Linked DNA regions of Homo sapiens: region 1 is linked to region 2. A link is a contact called in ENCODE Hi-C data. All regions are on one chromosome and are shown on one strand. Each heading gives the region's core, a stretch centred on a gene start or an enhancer-like site at or near the end of the contact. The rest is flanking DNA. Distances are from core to core; before and after follow the strand shown.

The links. A loop is a pair of places that touch in the nucleus more often than their neighbours do. Pooled maps may share reads with other maps.
Region 1: a loop to region 2 is called in a pooled map, with 2.7 times the contacts of the local background. The contact joins two enhancer-like sites. A Hi-C loop is called at or near these places in 3 of 37 single-sample maps with no recorded cell type and 3 of 50 pooled maps.

What each region holds. Positions count from the first base shown.
Region 1 is chr20:2,313,324-2,316,570 of GRCh38, forward strand. All of the region lies in intron 5 of TGM3 (transglutaminase 3), which reads left to right. Among named protein-coding and RNA genes, the nearest start is that of TGM3, 19 kb to the left of the region's middle. Within about 2 kb of position 1,873, at least 6 of the 41 ENCODE cell types and tissues checked have a DNase peak (open chromatin) inside an H3K27ac peak, as active enhancers do.
Region 2 is chr20:1,535,946-1,539,262 of GRCh38, forward strand. SIRPD (signal regulatory protein delta) reads right to left here. Exons shown (of 4, transcript NM_178460.3): 3 at 1,210-1,365. The region is part of intron 2 of LOC105372499 (a long non-coding RNA gene); the gene reads left to right. Among named protein-coding and RNA genes, the nearest start is that of SIRPD, 20 kb to the right of the region's middle. Within about 2 kb of position 1,911, at least 13 of the 41 ENCODE cell types and tissues checked have a DNase peak (open chromatin) inside an H3K27ac peak, as active enhancers do.

The DNA of each region.
Region 1 (3,247 bases), core at 623-3,122, 780 kb after region 2:
TTTGAGTGCCTGCCAAGGATGGGAGAATGCAAAGCTAGGGCTCTGCTCCATCATTGGGCCTCCTGGGAAAGGAAGCGAGACCCTGATTGAGCTGGAGGTGGTGACCTCCTTTGCCTAACTCATCTCTTCCACAGCCCAGAGCACAGCCCAGAGTGTCAGATGGTAGGCTGCCTCATTCATGGTCTAGATGGGGAAACAAGCTTGGAGAGCTGAAGTGGCTTGCTCAAGGCACACGGCATGCAAGTCAGACCAGAACAAGGCCTCCATGGAAAAGGCCTGTGCCCCTACAACACACACAAACACACACACACTCACACAATCACACACACTCTCTCTCTCTCTCAGACACACACACACACGAGCTAGATCCCCTAGAAGGCATCTATGGCTCTGCACTCATTGTGTAGAGAATATCTCCAACCAGTCTGGGCGTGGTGGCTCACGCCTCTCATCCCAGTGCTTTGGGAGATGGAGGTGGGAAGATGGCTTGAGCCCAGGAGTTTGCCACCAGCCTGGGTAACGTAGTGAGACCTCGTCTCTACAGAAATTAAAAAAAAACTAGCCAGGCATAGGCAGACACGGTGGCTCACACCTGTAATCCCAGCACTTTGGTGGGGAGATGACTTGAGCCCAGGAGTTCAAGACTAGCCTGGACAACATGGCAAAACCCTGTCTCTACAACAACAACAAAAAAAAATTAGCAGGGCATGGTAGCATGTGACAGTAGTCCCAGCTACTTGGGAGACTGAGGTGGAAGGATCACTTGAGCCAAGGAGGTGGAGATTGTGGTGAGCCAAGATCATGCCACTGCGCTCCAGCCTGGGTGACAGAGTAAGACCCTATCTCAAACAAACAAACAAAAATTAGCCAAGCATGGTGGTACATACCTGTATTCCCAGCTACTCAGGAGGCTGAGGCAGGGGGATTACTTGAACCCAGGAGCTTGAGGTTACAGTCAGCTATGATGGCACCACTGCACTCAGGCCTGGGTTATAGAGCAAGACCCTGTTTCCAAAAATATTCATCCAGAATATCTAAACCTAGATCAACCTGCTCAAAAGTTGTAAGTTAAGATGCAAAAAGTCGTGATCAGGCACAGTGGTTCACACCTGTAATCCCAGGACTTTGGGAGGCTAAGGCAGAGAATCACTTGAGCCCAGGAGTGTGAGACCAGCCTGGACAACATAGTGAGACCTCATCTACACATACACACACACACACACACACACACACACACACACACACACAGGAGCCAGGCATCGTGACACATGCCTGTAGTCCCAGCTACTTGGGAGGCTGAGCTGGGGGAATTGCATGAGTCCGTTAGTTGCAGGCTGCAGTGATCTGTGATTGCGCCACTGCACTTCAGCCTGGGTGACACAGCAAAAGCCTATCTCCAAAAAAAAAGGCGAAAAGTCAAAGTGAATTCTTTACTTTAATCCTCTTAAACTAAGTAATTACCCAGAAATCCTGTAACCTTTATTTATTTATTTCTATGTTTCATGGTTTAGGCATTTCTTGATCTCTTGACTTTTGAGTTGGATATGTCCATGCTAATGAGCTAGTTACTTGGTTAAAAATGTGAACAACTTCTCAGCTGCATGATAAATATCCGGGGTGCATCTGAGAGGGCTTTTGGAAAGAGCTGAGTCTTAGACTGAGCCTGGCAAGAAAGGAGTAAGGTGGGCCCAGGGAACTTAGTAGCCGAGGGAGAGTATGGAGAGGAAGTGAGCCTGGAACAGAATCTTGAAACCAAATGGCCTGGAAGAGGTGGGATTAAAGCCCTGGTGACTTAGAAGGCTGAGTCTCTTTGGCCTAGGAGAGAGTGGGTGAGGCCAGCGGCTCCTGCAGCTGCTGACTCACTCGCACCCCAGGGCCAAACCACTTTATCGTGGAGCCAATTTCCTCAGCTGCACCTCCCAGATGCTCTATTCAGACCTCCCAGCTGGGCTGGGCCATGAACTAATTATGGCCTGTGCGGAGCTTTGAAGTGCTCAGCTTTCAGCCAGAGATGACCGTGCTGATAGCCACTTTGGAGGCTGGAGCACCAGTGACTCAGGAGATGGGGAAGGGCTGCGCAACCTTCCATCTCTAAGGAGGCCCTGTCTTGCCTGACTCTGCCATGACAGCCCAGGACCTCCTGGAAGGGGTGCAGAACTCACTACTGCACTGAGGGCCTGGCAAGGCTGGGCATGGCCTGTCCTGGGCAAGGATCCCTCTGTGTCCAGACTGTCCATTCTCATAGGCCTTGCCACTTACAGGCACTCCAAGGAGAAGGGGTAGGACACACAGGCTGGAGGAGCCTTCAGAGATCCTGGTCCAGCCTCTCATTGCACAGTTCAGATAAACGACAGCCAAAGTTTCATAAACCCTGACCCTTGACTACAAAAGACACCTCAGAGCACCTTTGTCCTAACTTTCCCTTGAAAATTCCCTTCCCTATTGGAAGGTGAAGAACTAAGGCCTAGAGAGGTGAACAGACCTTTGTGCAATCATCAAGTTGGCAAGTGGCAAGGTGGGGCTTGTAACCTCAGTGTCTCCTTCTCTCTTTTAACTTTTATTATGGAAAAGTTCAGACCTACATAAAAGTAGAGAGAAAAGCATAATGAACTCCTGTGTCTGCATCACAAGCTTCAGCAATTACCTCTTCAAGGCTGGTGTCATTTCATCTGCGACCCTCTCTTTCACAGATGATTTGATAAATCTTAGACATTACACATTTGTCATAATTTCACCTGTAAATATTTCCAAGTGTGTCCCTAAAAGACAATGGAACTCAGGTCTCGATTTCTAGTCCAGTGATCTTTCCAGGCTGCCTCTTGGTTGTGTCACTTAGATTAGAACCTTAAATTGAATAAATGAATGAGTAAACTAACAAATGAACAAATAGCTGAATGAATGAAAGAAAAGAAATACTCTATCTTTATTCTTTCCAAGAAGAAGTTAGTTGCTAAAGTTCTAAAGTGATCTTTTTGGCCGGGTGTGGTGGCTCACACCTGTAATCCCAGCACTTTGGGAGCTGATGTGGGCAGATCACTTGAGGTCAGCCTAAGCAACATGGTGAAACCCCGTCTCTATTAAAAATACAAAAGCTAGCCGGGCATGGTGGCACGCATTAACACCAGTTACTCAGGAGGCTGAGCCAGGAGAATTGCTTGAATCCAGGAGGCGAAGCTTGCAGTGAGCCAAGATCACGCCACTGCACTCCAGCCAGGGCGACAGAGAGAGACTCTGTATCAGAAAATAA
Region 2 (3,317 bases), core at 661-3,160:
GCCAGGCTCCAGCCCTGACAACCTGGTGATTCTAGGAAGCGCACACCATTGCTTGGCTTTCAGTTCCTTCTTCTACCAAGCCTGATGGACCTTTCTCAGTTCCCATGACTTCTGTGAGTTCTAAGTGAAGACATAGACTTGCCAAAGACACAGAGTGAGAGTTGCAATGGCCGGATGCAGCAGGACTATTTTCGTGGGCTCATATTTGCACTTATTAAGCCCTAAAAGGCTGTAACAACCAGAGCTCACATAGGTGGTTCTGTGTGCTACACATTACTCCAAAAACTTAACTATATTAATTAACTAGTTTGATTCTCACCACAACTGTATTGGAAAGGCATTATTATTTATCCCGATTTCACAGACAAGAAAACAGAGGCACAGAGAAGTTGAGTAACTTATCCATAGTCAAACAGCCTACAAATGATGAAACTTGCATTTGAACCCCGGCCTGTCGTTTTTTTTTTTTTTTTTAATGCCTGTGCTTTTAACCACTTTATTAGTTGGACTCTAAATTGAGATGTTAACACCACTGGGAGAAGAATGGTTGCCTCTCCTGACTGTGCAGATCATCTTTGGAGAGAAGAGAGTAGACAGGCAGGAGAAACACCCGCATCAAGAACGTAATCCTAGGTTTCTGAGATTCTGGGAGACTTACTAGTCTAAAAAGGACCATTTAGCAATTTTTTCTAATAGTTCTACATTGCATGTGTAGTACTTGTTGTTATCTATCTACCTATCTATCTATCTAATCTATCTATTAATCACCTATGCATCCATGTGTACTCATCTTAATGACAGCATCCCTGTCTCCCTCCTGGGGACCAAGGGGTCAAATGCTGCTCCTCTACTTCTTCTCTCAGGATGGCATCAGGTCCTGCAGGTCAGGCCTAGGGGGTCGTGGAACCTTCACAGGACATCAGGGGTGTGGGAAGTGAGAGGGACTGGGCACCCCTGTCATGGGGAAACGCCTGGATGGGAGAGAAAGCAACCCCTCCAAGCAAGAAGAATTCTGGAAGGATTTGTTTTGGAGACACTAGTTATAAAACAAACTATTTAGGGAAGTGTCTTAAAGAGGAAGGGGTGGCAAAGAAAGAGGCCCTAGGACAACAGAGATTCATCCGCCCCACTGCAGGTGGCGAAATGGTACCGCCGCCAAACTCAGGAGAGCATCCCTGCATCATGGTACCTGAGGGTGGGGGCACTCACCTGTGAGTCCCAGCAGCCGGAGGCAGCAGCAGGGTTGGACGAAATAGTTTGTGCTGTTTCTCTCAGGCAGGGCCGAGAGGCAGGTATGGGCATCATGGTGGGCCCTGGAGCCTGCTCTGCCTGCAGGTCTGTTCTTGGGAGGTCTTGGATTCTGCTCTGCTGAGAGAGGCAAAACTATGTGTTCCATGATATAAGAGGAAGTTACTATGATGGGAGGAAAGGGCTGTAGGATTATGACCGTTCCAGTTTCTAGATTGTGAAATAGGAATCAGACACAAGCTAATAAGTTACTGATATAAGGGTCCCAAGGTGCTTGGAGGGGCCCTGGCAGACACCCTTAGTGCCTAGGCTGTGTCCTTTGGGCCCCTCACTTTGTGTCAGGTGTGCTGGTGACCCTTCCTCATCCAGGAGCCCAGGAACAGGGTCTGCCATAGAGAACGGTGTGTCCAGCCTCCTGTGATAGTCCAAGACCTGGGCTCAGATGAGCTGTGCAGCTAGTCAGGAGGAGGGCTCCCGGGAATGGGGCTTCACAGGTGTGGATCCCTGTTTTTCCCCACTCCAGAGGTGTCAGTTGTAAAAATGATCCTGAAGCCATATCTGATGGGAGGCTTTGGCTCTTCAAAGTACGCTTACAGGGGAAGTGACTTTGAGTGAGCAAGGAGTTCGATCTTGGGAGGAGGAGGATAGTTTCTGTTTTAGAGAAAAGGGGAAGAAGCCTGTGTGTGTCAAGCGGGGGGTGCAGGGCCTTAGTGTGCTCATACTGCAGGAACAGTGACATGCAGAAACGCAGCTGGGAGGAGGAGGGGTATCTCTTTTTTCTGTCCCTAGTCTGGGGCCACCTCTTGGGAGAAGGGAGTGGAGGAGATGTAGAAACACTCACACCAAGAATACATCTCCTCTCCTCCTTCTGAGCAGCAGCCACCTGCACATGAAATCACATTCAGAGCCTCTAGCCATGAGCTCATCACTTCTGTGGACCCAGTGCCAGACACTGCCTCCTGTGACTCAGTTTCCCCACTGCTCCCCACCCCTGCCTCCTTACCAGTGGCTGACCGGATGTTGGTGATGAGAATGGTGATGAGAAGGGGTGGAATGAAAGGGGCCAATCAGCGATGAGATTTGATTGCTCTGTAGCATGATGAGTGTCCCTCTCCCCTCGACACCTTATTCTAGCTTGTTAAACATTTTTTCTGAGAGGGATTTCTTGACAAGGAACTGGCCAGAGTGTTCCGTTTAGCACTCTTTGTTCTAACTCTAATCCCTGTCTTCACTGATGACAGATTCTATTTTCTAGAGCTGACTGCAACAAGGTCCCTCTTCACTCATGCTCTTCGACACTCTTCCCATGGAGATGTAGGCATATGTTCCCTCCCCCTGAGTTTGGGCAGGTCTGTGACTGCAACAGAAGGGATGTGATGTGACTTCTGAGGCTAGACCATAATAATTCCCTGCATTTCTACCTGGCTTTCTTGGGATGCTAATTTTTGGAACCTTGCCACCATGCTATGAGGAAGCCCAAACTAGCATGCATGAAGAGATCACATTGCAGGGACACATGTAAGAGTTCTAACTGACATCCCAGCTAAGATGCAGCCAATATCCATTATCAATCATCAGACATGTAAAAGAAGAAGCTTCCAGATGACCCAGCAGTTGAGTCATCCCCAGGTGAGTTTCCCAACTGAGACCCCAGGCAACATATAGCAGAGATAAGTCATTCTTGTACCCTGTCTGAATTCCTTACCCACAGTGTCATTGATCATAATAAGATGGTTGTTTTTTTGACCTTGTGTTTTGGGGTGTTTTGCTATGCAGCAGTAGTAACTAGACAGCACCCTTGGCAACATCTTCCCCACCCCCACTGACCACACTAAAATTAAACCTTTGTCATTGTTTTAGTAAATTGTTGTAATGGATGCTTTCATTACTGGGTTTCAATCATTTTTATTTTTCTGATATAGGGATTTAAGGCTATAAATTCCAAGTACAGCAGTAACTACATGCCTCAAGTTTAATGTGCAGTATTTTAATTATTATTTAGTCCAAAATATTTTCTAGTATCTGTGGTAATTTCTTTTTTGATAAATCAGTTATTTAGATTATTTCCC